Regions from separate parts of the Homo sapiens genome. Here region 1 is linked to region 2. The links are chromatin loops, found by intact Hi-C in ENCODE. Cell type or tissue: GM12878. All regions are shown on one strand. Each heading gives the region's core, and the rest is flanking DNA. Links, peaks and the distances in the headings are about the cores only.

Region 1 (8,437 bases), core at 188-8,187, 400 kb after region 2:
ATGGACACTTTTCCGGTCATGAATCTTAAGACTAAGCAAACTAAGCTTCAGTTTTTTCATCTAACAGCTGACTTGCCAAACTAGAAATAATTACAAATAAATATAATTACAAATAAGACACACTTTATTAACCTGCCAAGCACCCTAACAATCGTTAAGGGATTACTAAATAATGAACTATGATAAAAAAAAATGCCTATAATCACCCCTAAAAATATACTTTAGTTAAATTCTGGTTGCTATATTTTAAGTCCTATATTACCTTTCAAACCTACTTTGTCCCAAGCCAAATTGTTAGCCTTTCCATGAAGCAGTCTGGTATTGAAGAAAAGCACTGAACTGTACTCCAAAAAACAATTTTCAGATTTCCAGTCTGGTGTTATTTCTGCTTTATTCACTAGTTATATAATCCTGCGTTAGCATTTTATTTCTCTAGGCTTTAGTTTACTCATTTAAAAAAAAAAAAAAGGCACTGAACCATACGATCTGAAAAAGTGGGTCATTTTTGTGAAAAAATATTTGGCTTTCACCACCTTGCGCTCTTTCTCCCTTCCCATTCCAGTAACTTTTAGTTAACTGAATTTCAAAATAATTTAGTACATAGCATTAGAATCTTCAAGAGAATTTTTTTTCTTTATGTCTTTCTAAAGAGTCACAGAATCCCATTTCCTCAGCACTCATGACCAAATTTTGAGCCCTTAGAAGGCATAAATAAATTCTACTTAATAGAAACATTTTGTGTATTTCTCCTAAATTGCCAGACCTATATAATTTCTGTACATTGTTTCTACCACTGTTACATAGCAACTACTGGTATGTTTGACTGTTTCTCCCATTGGTATTACAGATAACTATGCCTGCCTTTTCCCTAGAACAAATCACAATGTATTGAGAAGGAGCTTCTAATTACCAACATTATAGCAATCTAAATTCAGGCATTTCACAACTCACTCTTAAACTAGACTAAGAAATAGCTAACTAGTCTTCCTTTGTCTTCAAAACGTTTTATCTAATCAAACCTCTACATGCCATAAACTGGAATGCAGTGGCGATCTCAGCTGACTGCAACCTCCGCCTCCCGGGTTCAAGCAATTCTCCTGCCTCAGCCTCCCCAGTAGCTGGGATTACAGGCATGTACCACCACGTCTGGCTAATTTTTGTATTTTAAGTAGAGATGGGGTTTCACCATGGTGGCCAGGCTGGTCTCGAACTTCTGACCTCAGGTGATCCACCCACTTGGGCCTCCCAAAGTGCTGGGACTATAGGCGTGAGCCACCTCGCCCAGCAAGCAACATTCTTAAAAAGAGACTGGATCAAGTAACTCCTGTTTTAACCTTCCCCACATCTCATAATATAGCTCCAAAATTGTCCAATCACTTCAGTATAGCAATAAAACTTTCTCTACATCTGAAACCCACAGAGGCTAGGTGGATTCAAGAGCCTTTTCCTAATCACAATGTATACTCACGATTCCTCCAAACTTCATGTATTCTCACAGAACTTAACTGTTCCTCCAATTTGGCTGTTTAATGTCATCACAGGCATCCAAACTTAACATGATTCAATTTAGGTAAGTGCATTAACAACTTTAGAGACTGGTAACTGCAAGTTTATAAAGCAGTTTTCAAAAATAAGTTCTACCTATTTCAGTCTGCTTGCTACTATAAAAAATTAAACTTTTTAAAAAGGTAAGATAAGCACTTGAGATCATTAAAGAAAGTAATAGTAACAAATAAGAAACGTCACAATGACAATTTCTTACAAAATATGTCCAAAAAAGATCACAAGTTACAGGCCTCAAAGTACCTGTTATTGCATTTATAACTATTACAAGGAGCAACAAATAAACGACCGGCTGAAGTATATATTAATGCTATGTGGAATCTATAATCATTCAAACACTTTTCATTTATAAGTGACTTCATTTAAGATTTTATAAATTTTTTTATCAACTTTTAAATTGCCTGTAAAATGGAAAATAAATAATTGCAGAATGTATGGAGCAGAGATATACAGAACTCAAAAGTAGGCTAGAATTTACACTGACACACTATCTCCCGTAACTTCTTTTAAAATGGCTCTTTGAAACAAAAAACAAAATGAGGAACTACTTATAATGCAATACATAACATCATAAAACAAGTTCCTCTGAAGTACTAGATTTAAACCAAGAAAGTATACTTAATACTAAGAAAGCCTCCAACAGCAGCATTAGCTGACTTCTAGAAAATAACTTCTACTAATGAGAATAAAGCAAACATACACATAGAGGAAGATGTTCATTGCAGAGTTATTTAAAAAGTCAAAAACAGTGTACTAGTTGCGTTGTTAAAGAAAAAAAGAAACGGGAAAAAAAATAGTTATTTGGAAAGCCAAAGAAAAAAGCAAACAACCTAAATGACAAATAAGAACAGAATGGTTACATAAACTATAGTCTCTCATCCATGTACTAACCAAGCCTAATCCTGCTTGCCTTCCAAGTTAGATGAGATCAGGGGTGTTCAGAGTGGTATGGCCGTAGATGATTTGGTCATGCAAAAACACTGGATTTCAGCCATTGTAACGGCATAAAAACTACATATTAACAGTAAAAGTTCAAGGATGGGAAACGTAAAGAGGATTTTGCTTTTCAAGTCAAAGTCTTTTGGTAAGTTTTCCTTGACTACATACAGGAAGTACTTAAATAATTCAAGAAAATAAGCTTTTTTCCCCTAAAAAGTAATAATTACATCATAAATAAAGCACTATTTAAACAAAGTGCAATACACTCACATAATGGAATTCTATGGAACCACTGGAAAGAATAGGAATCTACCTAACAGTATACTTTTATGGGATGATGTGCAGTGTTACTGGAAATACTAGTTGTAGTAGCAACATATAAATGATTCTATCTATGAAAAAAAGTCATGTATATTCATCAATAGGTGGCACATGCATATTTTTACAGATATATGTTTACAAGTTTATATATGAGAATCAGAAAGGAATAAGAAGACTGATTTTTGGTTTCTATTTCTACACTGTTTAAATTTTTATTAGAACCATCATGTACTATTTTTAATTAGTAAGACTTAAGAAATTGTGTCAAATTAACAATAATGAGAGCATTATTATTGTTAACTACTGTATATACCATGATTCTGACAACAGAATACTACTCAGCAATACAAAGAAGCAAACTACAGATATATGCAATAATATGGATAAATCTCAGGCACATTAAAGCCTTGCTCAAAATAATACTCTGATTCCACTGACAGAAAAGTTCTACAACAGGTAATACTAATATATAGTGTAAAAAAGGCAGAACACTGCTTTCTTCTAGAGGTAGGTGGGGGCATGGGAAAAGAAATGAGTAAATTTTCCAGGGCAAGGGTAATGTTATCTTAACAGGTGACTGGGTTACAAAAATGTATACACTTGTAAAAACTATAAAATGGTACACTTAAGATCTGTGCACTTGATTGTATCTGTATTCTAAAATTAAAATAAAACTAAAGTACTGAAGTAAAGCATGGTATGCATGCTTTAGGGGTAAGTGCACTGACATCTGCGATTTACTCTGAAATGAACCAAAGGATAATAGTGACAAGCACACTAAAATGTTAATGGTAGAATCTCAATGACGGGTATGTCACTGTAAAATTCTTTCAACTTTTCTGTATATTCAAAATTTTCAAAATAAAGTTGTAGGGCAAGGGCAGTCAAGGAAAACCAGGCAGGAAAATTCTAAAAATGAACATTATTGACAGAGGACTAGCCTTTCATCACCAAAAATAAGAGAATAGTGTAAAAGATATAGATCAATATATAAAAAGTCTAGAATAAACCCAAATACACATAAGAACTTAGTATCTATTTAAGGTTGCATCTCAAATCCCTGGGAAAACATGGATTATGCAGTCAAGTTTTATAGAGATAACTTTGTGTGCATCTGAATAAAAATACATAAATAAGGCTATATCCATACTTCATACCTGGATTTTCTTTAAAAATAAGATCATAAAGGACATGGATGATACTACTTGAGAAAATACAGTGACTGGTTTCCATTTTGCCTCACTGACTTCTCGTGGTAAGTCACAGTATGATTTGTAGCACGCATATAGTCAATTAGAGTTCATTAATTGACTGGTAACCCAATTAGTATGCTGGCATACAGTAAGCACAACTAGTGATAGCTTTCGCTATAATATCACTGGCAGTAACTTCATCTCAAAATAGGGAAAGTTTTTCTGACTATGACTACAATAGAAAATCCAAACCCCATGAAATAAAGGATAAATTCAACTACATAAAATGAAGCATTTCTTTTTGTGTGTGTGTTTTTTTGAGACAGTCTTGTTCTGTAGCTCAGGCTGGAGTGCGGTGGCGCCATCTAGCGTCACTGCAACCACCACCTCCTGGGTTCAAGCAATTCTCCTGCTTCAGCTTCCCCTGTAGCTGGGATTACAGGCGCCCACCACAACACCAGGCTGATTTTTATATTTTTAGTAGAGACATGGTTTCACCATGTTGGCCAGGCTGGTCTCGAACTCTTGAACTCAAATGATCCACCCACCTCAGCCTCCCAAAGTGCTGGGATTACAGGCGTGAGCCACCGCACCCAGCCGAAGCATTTCTATATTAGAAAAATTACCATAAGCAGAATCAAAACATAAATGTCAGTATGGGAAAGAGAAAGTTGCAGATCATATCACAATTTCCCTAATACATGAAAAGCTCCTACAAATCAACTTTTTAAGAAACCAACAATGTATCAGAAAAACTAGGGAGTGTATGAACAATCAACAGGAAAAAATATATAATACGTAACACTATATATAATTATATATTATACAAGAATACATAATTATTATATAATTATATATTATGCAATACATTATTATATAATTATATATTATACATTATTATATAATTATATATTATACAATACATTATTATATAATTATGTATTATACAATAATACATAATTATATAATAATGTATTATACAATACATAATTATATAATTATATATTATACAATAATACATAATTATTATATAATTATATATTATACAATAATACATAATTATTATATAATTATATATTATACAATAATACATAATTATTATATAATTATATATTATACAATAATACATAATTATTATATAATTATATATTAATTATATATAAAATATATAATTAATTGTATAACGGTAATATATAATTAGTAATTATATATAATTACATTATATATTATTTATGATGTAACCATTACTTTTTAGGAAAAAAGCTTACTTTCTTAAATTATTAAATTAATCTCTGGAGCATTATATATTATATACAATAATTATGTAAGTATTATGTACTATATATGTAATGGTTACATCATAAATCACATATATTCTAATATATTAGTTATATAATTATATGTTATATATTATATATAAACATAATTAATATGTAAAATATGTTATCCATATATAATTTATATATATTTATATATATAAATAAACATAGGAAAAATTTTTCAACCTAACTTTTATAAAACAAACACACATTAAAACTATGTTAGCCATTCCACCTCGGGCTGGATGTGGAACATCACAAGAGACCACTGCTCTCACCCCAACAAGAAACAAGCCGCTTTAACTACAAAACTGTAGTATTTTTTAAAACCCAACAAGCTTGAGAAGACCAAAAAAAAAAAAAATCTGTAAATGAACTAACTATATTCTAGAAAGTGACAAACTCTTCAGAAGAGCAAAGAAACTCATGTTTACTCTCATTCCTGGTGGAAAGTCAGGAAGAAAAATCTGACTCCATAGATGGAGGTACAGAGAAACCAGCGAAACTTTAAATCATCTTTTAGCAGTCATATACACATGCTGTCGAGAGATTAGAATCAGAAGTACCACAAGCCACAAAGTGAGTCTACAGCCACTCATCAACACTTACTAACCAAAGACTCATGAGTAATTCTGGGAGCAAGGAAGAACTACAAGAGATTACCAAGGAACTACTAGCTTCCAGCTAACAAAGTCTGAGTGTAGAGCACAAGGGCTGAGTGAAACCCCTCTGAGGCATTCTTGGGTGGGTTACCATTCAAAAGACAAGGAAAGGAGCAACAATGCTGAAAAACAGTTCCAAAAGTCATAAAGGCAGGAGGTAGGAGTTAAGAACAAAGATCTCCCCAGCAATTCAAAAACCTGGAACCAGGGGCATCTGATCTCTCAAGCTGCCCACTTGGCCCTCTTCCAAGTGTACTTTACTTCCTTTCATTCTTGCTGTAAAGCATTTTAATAAACATTCACTCCTGCGCTAAAACTTGCCTCAGTTTCTCCTTCTGCCTTATGTCTCCTCGGTCGAATTCTTTCTTCTGAGACAAGAAGTGAGGTTGCTGCAGATCCATATGGATTTGCAGCAGGTAACATACATCAGTTCCGCATGACTTGAGTACATTCCCTACTTGTAAGAGACCTGTACACAGTACCATCTTCGGCTGGAGACATTCAACCCCCATACAGTTTTCTTCTCCCATTCGCTGTCTGGCTTACTAATCAACCCTCAGAACAATTCCTCTTGGTCACAAGTGGCTCTCCTCCCCCCGTATGACCACTGAGATCACCTTGTGGGGGTGGGAAGGACCTTGGGGTCTGCACCGAGTGGACCTGAGGCACTAATGGCCCTCCTGGGCAGGAGGCTCACGAGAATGATAGGGTTAAAGCCTAAAACCGTGCAGTGCTTGGGGTTTCCTGTTTTTTCAACTAAAATCAGCTTTTCTCCAAGAAGCTGCACTGCCTATTCTTTTTGTGTGTGTGTGTTCTGAAATGGCTTTGTGCACGTGCTGGACTGTTCACCTTGGGGGCAAGTCTGCTTCTCTGTTTTCACTCTACATGCCACGTGACTTCTTAAACACACACTTCCTATTATTTGTGCGCCTGCGGCTTTTACTGTGTTTACACAGTAGCAAAGCCGGGATCCCCCGCAGATATCCCCTGAGATTTGTACTTGTTCTTACCCTACCAGCTCAAATGACCTCCAACCTTCCCCTCTGCTGGCACATTGTGGGGACAAACACTAACTGGAACTGCCGCTCTGCTAGCTCCTTACGACTTACCATATGCTTTCCATTCCAGCCCCATGGCTGAGTTTTCTGGTGGCTTTTGAAGCAGTTTGTCAACCTCCATAAAGGCTCACTCTGGCCCTTCAATGATTCCACCTACTTGCTTTTTGAGTTAGCACCCCTTTGGTAGGAAGAGAAATTCTTCTGCCATTTGCGAGTCCTTACCTCAAGCCCTAAGTCCTCTAGAGGTTACTACTTTCTGTCAAGAGGGCAAATAAACGTTGCCCTCTGGAATCAAAGTGCCGTTTTTGGAAGCATATAAAGGCTTTCCATGAGTATTTCTCTTGCTTCCTCCCAACTTCCTTCTGTAGCATCCATTTCTCTATTCCGTGCCTTTCTCAACATGCATCAAGACCTTCAAGGTCATATTTGAACAAAAGGAAGTCCAGCCCCCTTGTAGCAATTAGCTAAATTTTATTTTATTTTTATTTTTGACAGAGTCTCGCTCTGTTGCCCAGGCTGGAGTGCAGTGGCACCAGCTTGGCTCACTGCAACCTCCGCCTCCTGGGTTCAAGCGATTCTCCTGCCTCAACCTCCTGAGTAGCTGGGATTACAGGCACCCATAACAACACCCGGCTAATTTTTGTACTTTTAGTTTGGACGGGGTTTCACCACATTGGCCAGGATGGTCTTGAACCTCTGATGTCAGGTGATCCGTCCACCTTGGCCTCCCAGAGTGCTGGGATTACAGGTGTGAGCCACGGCACCCAGCCCCAAAGGGAAAATTCTCATTCTGCCCTCAAAGCATTTGAAGCCAATGGTGAACTGAATCAAACGAAAGTTGTTACAAAGCCCAGAACCAATCAGACTACAGGGCAACTGACTCAGCCTCCACTCAAGTGGCCTAACAAAAAAAAGGCATGCCCCCTTACTGAAAATAAATCTTATTTACTTCAGTCTCTACAGTCCTTTTACACAAAAGATCTAGCATAAAACCAACTAAAGGGAACACAAAATAGTAAGAAAATGTGATCTACATGAGACGAAACAGTCAATGGAAACATACTCAGAGACTGTCCAGATAATAGATTAGACGGGGACTTCACAATAATGATAAAAATGCTAAAGAATTTACTGGAAAATGTGGACAACATGCATGGAGAGGTGGGGAACTTCAGTGAATACACAGAAACTATTAAAAAGAGCCAAATGGGAAAATCCAGAAATAAAAAATCTGAATCAGAAATAACTCTCCTTCGCAGTCTGGAAACGGTAGAGGAAAAACAATAGTGAACTTGAAAACAGGAAGAGGTTCATATCTATAATCCCAGCACTTTGGGAAGCTGAATTGGGAGGATTACTTGACACCAGAAGTTCAAGACAAG
Region 2 (8,437 bases), core at 203-8,202:
CCAATGTCCTCTGTGAACTTTGCCCATTAAAATATTTAAATGCATTATGCAACATCCTCAAAAAAAAAAAAAAAAAAAAAAACACCACTGCCCTGGGAATCAGGAACCCTCTCTCTGTTTCCCTTTTGAAAGTAACACACATCCTTGTGCCTCAGTTTATCCTTTTATTCTTTCTTACCTAGCATAACTGGAGAGCCAAGGGGAAAAAAAACCAAACAAACAAACAGATTATTTCACTTGAGTACTGGTGTATATTGGACTCACATAGAGATCCTTTAATCCTTTTAGAGCCCGAGGGCTATATTTAGCACTATAATTAGTATAAAATTATTAGCTCATATTAATTATTCACCCTCATATTAAGTGGGTATTCTTATATCCTTAGAGGTTGCTTTAGTAGCAGAAAAGAACTTTAAACTTCATAGTAATCTATCACTTATCTGCACTCCTATATTTCCTATTATCCACGTCGTTCTGATTAACAACACATATGCTGCCTTGAATTACTATAAAAGATTGCATTTATTTATATAATAAATGCTGTAAATATATATAATTTATGCATATGTTCTGTCAGCCATTAATAGAAATAAACTATATAAATCTAGCACTCACATATAAACCGAGCAATCACATAGCATTATTAATAAAAATTATAACACTAAGTCCCTGTGTCTTTTAGTAATAGTCTTGTTACTTATCTGAGCCCATTTAGGCATTTGCAATTACTAAGTTCTTCTAGGTAGATACACAAAGCTTCTAATAGTTAGAGGTAGGTGTAAGCTAAAATTTTTCTCCCTCACCATTGCTATCTGATGATTTGTTACAATGAAAGCAATAATTAATCCTGCAACACTTCTCAATATCTATCAGTAAGCAGGAACACACACACACACATAACCTGTTCTGTGAAAACCTCATTATAGAACTTATTATACAAATAAATATGTGCCTACCAATTCAAGCAGCACATATTGTGTCTTTTACTGTGGAACAGACAAAATATGTTACAGGATTCCAGTGGATGAGAATTTATCATGGATTGTGGTAATGGAGGAAACAACCACAAAAGAAGTTAAACTTGAACCTGAGTCCCAAGGAAAGTCAGCAAAGACATTCTAAGCAGGGAGGAACCAACAAAAGTCCAGAGGTGGAAACATTTTAGGCACGCTCACTGTTTGTGGAATTGGACTTTTCCTTCTTCAAGCCATCAAAGTTGGAACAACATTTTGAACATAAGGAATATTATCATCAAATTATAGGTGTCTTAGCAGCCTTACCACCAAAATTAATTTATTCTAATAGGCCACATAGGCCACATAGGCATAAATATTGTAGATTTTCTATTTTATATGGGCAACTTGACTTTCAGTTCAAATATTTTATAACCTATTTCCTTAAACATGAAAGGCTATGAAAGCACCACCTATAATCCTGTTAGCAGCTCAGTGTGTTACTGCTACTAATAATGTCAAGGAGGCAATAGTCTTTTCCCCATGTTTATTCATTCATTTATGCATGCATAATCAGCAATCAGGGTTAAACAAGTACTAGGTATCCTGCTTTCTGCGAAGCCATCAGCAGCTCCAGTGAGTTGAGGGGAATGGTACTTAGTATCCCTTATCACCTAGTGACTATGATGATAGTTAATGGACTAAGATAATCATCCAAGGCTATGACCAGTGAGTGGTAGATGATACTAACAAGGAGATAGCAGGGGACATTCACTGACCAAATAACTACCCCCTCCTGAGCCCCTCACCCTGCAAAGATTGTTAAATGTTTTCCCACTGGTAAACTGAGAGACTAAGACTTCTTTTAAGGGTGGCCAGAGTGCTGGCTCATTTTGACAATTTCTAAGAGGTAGGCCTACCTAGGACTCTCAAGCTAAATTTAAAATAGAATTGTGATGTACAAAGTAGAAGGTCAGTGAGGTGACTCTATCTTCATATAGTATTTGCACTTATTTTGTAAGGCCATCAGGAGAATTGGCAGGATTGCCACCTGTCCTTCTGTCTGCATTATAAGAAAGCTGAGCTTCTGACTTTGAGGTATGCTACTAGGCTGATTATATGCCCAGATTTGATCAGGACAGTCCCAGTTTTTGTCAGTTGCCCAGGTGTGTAATTATTAACAGCACCTTACTTTCTTCTTAAAAGTGCCCCGCTGACACAATAAATTATATGGTCACATTACTACTAGCTGACTTCACCCTTGGATAATAGCTATCTATTCTTATCAACTATTTGGGAAGGAAGGCTTCTGATAGGTTAAAATGTTTCTAACCAAGGAGAACTGCTATAGGGGTTTCTGGAGCTAATTATGTGATACTAAACACAGTTTGATCAGCAGAGCTATTAATACATCAGGGAAATGAATTACCATAGCCCAGTGGTCGAGAGCACAGACTCTGGGGCCAGGCTCTCAGGTTCACATTCCAGTGCTGCCACTTTCTGCTCATGTGACCTTGTCCTCCCTAGTCTCAGTTTCCTCATCTGTAAAGTGGGAATGATAAGAGTACCTATCTCATACTGTATCAGTCCATTTTCACATTGCTAATAAAGACATACCCAAGACTGAGCAACTTACAAAAGAAGAGGTTTAATTGGACTTGAAGTGGCCCCTTTCAGCCACAGTTGGAGCAGCTGGGACGCAGGGCACCAAGTCCCTAGGCTGCACACAGCATGGGGAACCTGGATGCAGCCGATGAAACCACTTTTTCCTCCTAGGCCTTGGGCCTGTGAAGGGAGGGGCTAACATGAAGACCTCTGACATGCCCTAGAGACATTTTCCCTGTTGTCTTGGGGATCAACATTTGACTCCTCGTTACTTAAGTAAATATCTGCTGCCAGTTTGAATTGCTTCTCAGAAAAAGGGATTTTCTTTTCTATCGCATTTTCAGGCTTCAAATTTTCCAAACTTTTATGCTCTGTTTCCCTTATAAAACTGAATACTTTTAACAGCATCCAAGTCACCTCTTGAATACTTTGCTACTTAGAAATTTCTGTCACCAGACACCCTAAATCATCTCTCCCAAGTTCAAAGTTCCACAAATCTCTAGGGCAGGGGCAAAATGCCACCAGTCTCTTTGCTAAAATGTAACAAGAGTCACCTTTGCTCCAGTTCCCAACAAGTTCCTCATCTCCATCTGGGACGACCTCAGCTGGGACCTTACTGTTCATATCACTATCAGCATTTTTGTCAAAGCCATTCAACAAGTCTCTAGTAAGTTCCAAACTTTCCAACATTTTTCTGTCTTCTTCTGAGCCCTCCAAACTGTTCCAACCTCTGCCTATTATCCAGTTCCAAAGTTGCTTCCACGTTCTCGGGTATCTTTTCAGCAATGCCCCACTCTCAGTACCAATTCACTGTATTAGTCTGTTTTCACGCTGCTGATGAAGACATACTGGGCAATCTACAAGAGGAAGAGGTTTAATTGGACTTAAAGTTCCACGTGGCTGGGGAAGCCTCACAATCATTCTGGAAGGCAAGGAAGAGCCAGTCGTGTCTTACATAGATGGCAGCAGGCAAAGAGAGAGAGCTTGCACAGGAGAACTCCTCCTTTTAAAACCATCAGATCTTGTGAGACTTATTCACTATCACAAGAACAGCATGAGAAAGACTTGCCCCATGATTCAATTACTTCCCACTGGTCCCTCCCACAACACATGGGAATTCAAGATGAGATGTGGATGGAGACACAGCTAAACCGTATCACATACCCTCAATAGGGTTTCAATGAGGAATGCATGAATTAATACGTGTAAAGTGCCTAGAACAGTGCCTGACATACTGTCGATTATATAATAAGGGGTTCTTCTCATCATATCATCTATTAAAAAGATAGACATGCATAAATTAACAGTCCTACTATAGATGCAGCCTTCATTGAGCAATATCAAACATAACTTCAATAGACTACAGACAATTTGATAGTCTACAAAACAAATGACAGGTTGCTATAAGCTATAATTAAGATATTTGAGATCTATATCATAATAAAAATAAAGGTTTTGTTTACAGTAACACTCTGAGCTTATGTGAAGTGAAACTTTGTCTTTTTTTCTTAATCTCACTGACCAATACAAAAATATTATTGTGCTCTGTTTTATTATTCTCAAGATACAAAGAATTCTAGTATCTTAATGTTACACAGCATATTAAAATTTTTGATCTTCTAATACTCTAAACCCTCACTTATATCTCCCCAGCTCTGCATAAAAGGTACCATATATATTTTTGATTTGGGTATGCCACTAAACCAGATATATTTTATTATACACTTTTGAGAAAATACACGTATAACTTGAAAAAGAATCACTGATAAATAATTGGATACATTAAATAGATAATACTTGACTGTTGGTTGTTGAACTGGGGATTAAGATATCAGATAGTTCCCCAAAGTAAATACCTTGATTGAATGATCACAACGGAATTTATAAATTAAATACAAAAGATTACGTTAATGTGATATAAATGGGAACATGAGAAAATATCAAAGTTGAAGTTTTTGTTGGAAAATGAATTTGAAATGATCTCTTATGCATATGCAACTTTTTAATACATACTCTCTGAGGTACATTTACACTCACATTTAGAAGTCTAATTAGTAATAAAAAGGGAAGAGTTTGTAATGATAGCACCCTGCTCTTAGGGTCCCTATTACAGATTCTGAAAACAAATTCATTAATATCTTAATCTACATTATATCATTTTCAGTACGCAAATACTTCAGCCCAGAAGATGTAAACTTTATTTATTTGCATTTAACCTGTAAGGTTGAAGCCTAGAGATCTTGTTTCTTTCAAAAATCAGGCTTTTGACATTTTTCTCCTGCCAAACAAAAGATTTAAAAAAGAAGTAGCCAAAATGCTTTTAAATACGTCCCTTTTTCTAATATGTGCTGTTTCTTGAGAAGGCTAAGAGGCATTTAGGTAGAGAACCATCAAAAACATTGCTCCTAATGCCTCTCTTTTAGGCTATTACTGGTAGAATCCCTCTTAACCCTTGAGGCAACTCAACAATTGAGTTAAGGAGATTTTCGTGTATCGGTTTTGCCTGTCATATGGTTGACTTAACTTCAGAATATACTTTGCAGCTGAAGGTTCATTTCCCTCAATTTGTTAAGTGGCTAATTATAAAGGTTCACAAAAGAATTGACACAAGGGAAAGAGATGAGCCTGACTTCTATCAGCTGCCCCAAGGGACCTGTACAAGTGTCATCTGTAAAAACAGAGCACAAATTAAACAATGGCCATAATAAGCTGCCAGGAGCAGGGGTGTATTGAAAGGGGAATTCTTATGTAGATGCAAAGCAGGCACTAAATGGCTGGGACTTTTGTTTATTTTTTCACATTGACAGCTAAGGTCCAATGTAAGTAATTGTATTTAAGCTTCTGCTGCAAAAATAAAAGTTTAAACCTGAGTTGACCAAAATAAGAGAAATAAGAAGACAACTCTTTATTTTGTATCTGCAGCTGACATATACATATTTTTCTCTCTACAATATATTGGAAATAGTTTTGAAATCCAATAAAAACCTAGCTATAATTTCTGAATAAGCAGATATTTTAAATAAAGTTACTAGAAATAGTAACCACAAATATGAGTATGAGATGAAACATCTATTTTCCATCAGATCAGAAACAAATATTTTCCATCAGATAACTTGATTTTCTCTTTACAGGCAGTGCCATGAATTCTAAATATCCGCGTTTTTAACATTTGAAAAAGCATAAACAACAAAGAAAACTCTCTTTACTTGGAGCTATGATAGCTAATGAAATGAAATGAAAATTGCTGCATTGTTTCTACCTTTCATCAAAACATCTCTGTGCATAGTATTTGCATCATTATGTAAGACATTTGCAAATATGTATAATGGTTTTGCCTATGGGAAAAGTCTCCTACTCTAATGTATTCCTGAAAGATAAATGAACAATTCTTTAGGTATGATAAAAAGATTCAGAGGGTTGGATAGAGCAGTGATATTAAAACTACAAGCTCATCATTTAAGTTTTTTTTTTTAAATGTCAATTGCTAACACTGCAGGTCTGTATTTTACTTAGTTTTTTTTCTCTGCAAACTCACCACCTCTTTTCCAATTTCTTTTCTGATTCAAGATACGCAACATCCTGTTTGCCGGAGCTGCCTGCTTTGATACGTCAGCAAGGATCTTGTGAAGTTAAAAGTATTTGGTTTCAGATCTCAGATCTGAATTTTTGCCTGAACTCCGTGTTTTCAGTTGTCTTGAAACAATGGCTGAAATTTGGCCATCAGCAGATATCCAACCCATTGCATTGTTCATCCACTGAATTTAGTAATCAGAGCAAGACCTGATTTTTAGAGCATATTACCCACTGATATTGAAATTATAAAAATGTGAAGAGAGATTTTATCATATTTTTTAAAGATAGGAAGTAGATGGAGGGTAATGGATTTAACCCACGGGGTAACAGACTTACCAGAGTGGAAGTAGAGTAGGGTAGAGCAGAGTAGAAGTAGAACATACCTGCTGGCACAGGGCGGGCAGCAACACAGATGAGCTAGATTGCCCAATAAACCCCTGAGAGATTCTGCACTGGAAACATCAGGTATCTGATGGGTACAAAGCCAAAAAGACATGCTTGGGCTAAAATTGTACGTATGGTCATAGAATCTCCCAAGGAGATTGGAGTTTTATTTTCTGGGAGAAACTGGGCAGAGTGTTCCCAGATTCAGGTAGAATAGAAACAAAGGCGGTCAGGATTGGGGTGTGGAGCTGATAACAGAATAATTCCTTTAAGAGAAAGCAGGCTCGTAGAATACCCCCACCAACCAGCAGGAAGCTGAAGGAGTCTTCTGTAGTGGAACTGGTCTGACTTTTAGAGATCTTCCAGTGAAAGGGTCATGTTGCTTCCTGTTGAGCCCACAGTCAAGCCCTTAGGTGCACAAGTCCCATCCACAAATTTGGAGCCTCCAATCTGCTTTTAATGCCTCATTCATAAACCTTAACAAGCAACGAGGGATCACTGGGCATTGGGTTAAAGCCTCCATTATGAAAATATTATAAAACAATAATACAAGAAAAGAATTCAGAGCAGAAAGACAACACAGAGAACAGAAGAATTAAAAATATCTTTGGAGAGTTAACAACAGGTATTGTGTTCATAAAACAAGAACGGGGTGCTGTGAAAAGAAACTATCAGAGAATCACAAAGAGCTATTATAAATTAAGAATAAGAAAGGCAAAATGACAATTTGACAGAAAGGTTGATAAAGGTAAGAAAAAGTCCTCAAAGTATATCAAAAAAACACAAAGAAATGGAAAGTGTACAAATTTTAAAAATTAGTCAAATGAGAAGACACCATATTTTATTAATAGAAGGTCTAGAGAGATTAAGAGAAATAGAGCAAATGAAAGTACCTAAGAAATAACAGGAAAAACATTCAGAACTGAAAGACAAGACATTTGTCTCCTGGTTATAAGAATATTGCAAGTACCCAGCCCAATTAATAAAAAAGAGAGACCAAACCAATGCATTACCAAGGCACATTATCATGAATTTTCAGAACACTGAGGATAAACACAATATCTTAAATACTTCAAGAAAGAAAGAAAGGAAAGAAAAAAAAGGGATAAGAAAAAAACCTAGGACAAAACAATAGATCGCATATAGAGAATAAAGAATTAGAATGGCATTGAATTTCCCAAAAGCAATATTGGAGACTAGAAGAAGAGGAAAAATTGCTTTCAAAATTCTAAGGCAAAATGACCATAAACCCTAAATTTTGTATTATTTAGCATTCTCAGTGGGGTCTGAGAGTAGAATAAATATATATTTAAACATATTAGGACTCCAAAAATGTTACCTACCATTACCTTTTTTTTTTTTTAGGGACCCACTGCAGGTTACATAATTCAGAAAAAGTAGGAAATAATTCAAGAGAGAGTTACAGAATATACATACTCTAATGTTAGAGTGAAAAGATGTCCCAGTTTATTTGAACAGTCTTGGTTTAGCTCTAGTGTTTGGACATAATTGTAAGTAACACTCCTTTTATTCTCAAAAGTGTCCTCTTTATTTCTAAACGGTGTATACTAATCTCATATTTTATGATGTTCAAGATTCTTAATCAAATTTCCTCATTTTGGTTCAATGTGAAAAAACATGATGAAACCAATGATTCAATTTAGATAAATTCTGGGAAATGAATTAGAAAATATACATGATTATCTTGTAGCTATGAGATAATCATGCTGGGAGTAAACTTCTCATTAGCAGATGCAAGTTTCCTTCGAGTAAAGTTAGTAATGAAATAAGACAAAAATATGTAAAAATAAGTTTTCAACATTCATAAACTTTATTCAGATGTTCTACTCATTTTTGCTTCTCATATAGGTCAGCAGAAAATGCTTATCCAAAGATTCCTCTCATAATACATGGCATCTATA

What was found. Peaks named below come from ENCODE experiments on the same cell type or tissue, not always from the same donor. Only the 100,000 strongest peaks of a DNase experiment are listed, where the experiment ranks them.
Region 1: a loop joins it to region 2, with 4 times the contacts of the local background. A loop is called at or near these places in 2 of 110 quality-filtered maps.

Annotation. Positions count from the first base shown.
Region 1 is chr13:79,387,109-79,395,545 of GRCh38, forward strand. All of the region lies in intron 1 of RBM26 (RNA binding motif protein 26), which reads right to left. It also overlaps the pseudogene RNA5SP33. Among named protein-coding and RNA genes, the nearest start is that of RBM26, 15 kb to the right of the region's middle. RefSeq lists enhancers at 6,089-6,148, 6,159-6,208. In GM12878, for the core only: a CTCF peak has its summit at 4,367 (motif pointing left); no DNase peak of the experiment used is centred there; H3K4me3 peaks cover 1,242 bases; H3K27ac peaks cover 3,359 bases.
Region 2 is chr13:78,988,827-78,997,263 of GRCh38, forward strand. No RefSeq gene overlaps it. Among named protein-coding and RNA genes, the nearest start is that of LINC00331, 150 kb to the left of the region's middle. In GM12878, for the core only: no CTCF peak of the experiment used is centred there; a DNase peak (open chromatin) is centred at 5,185.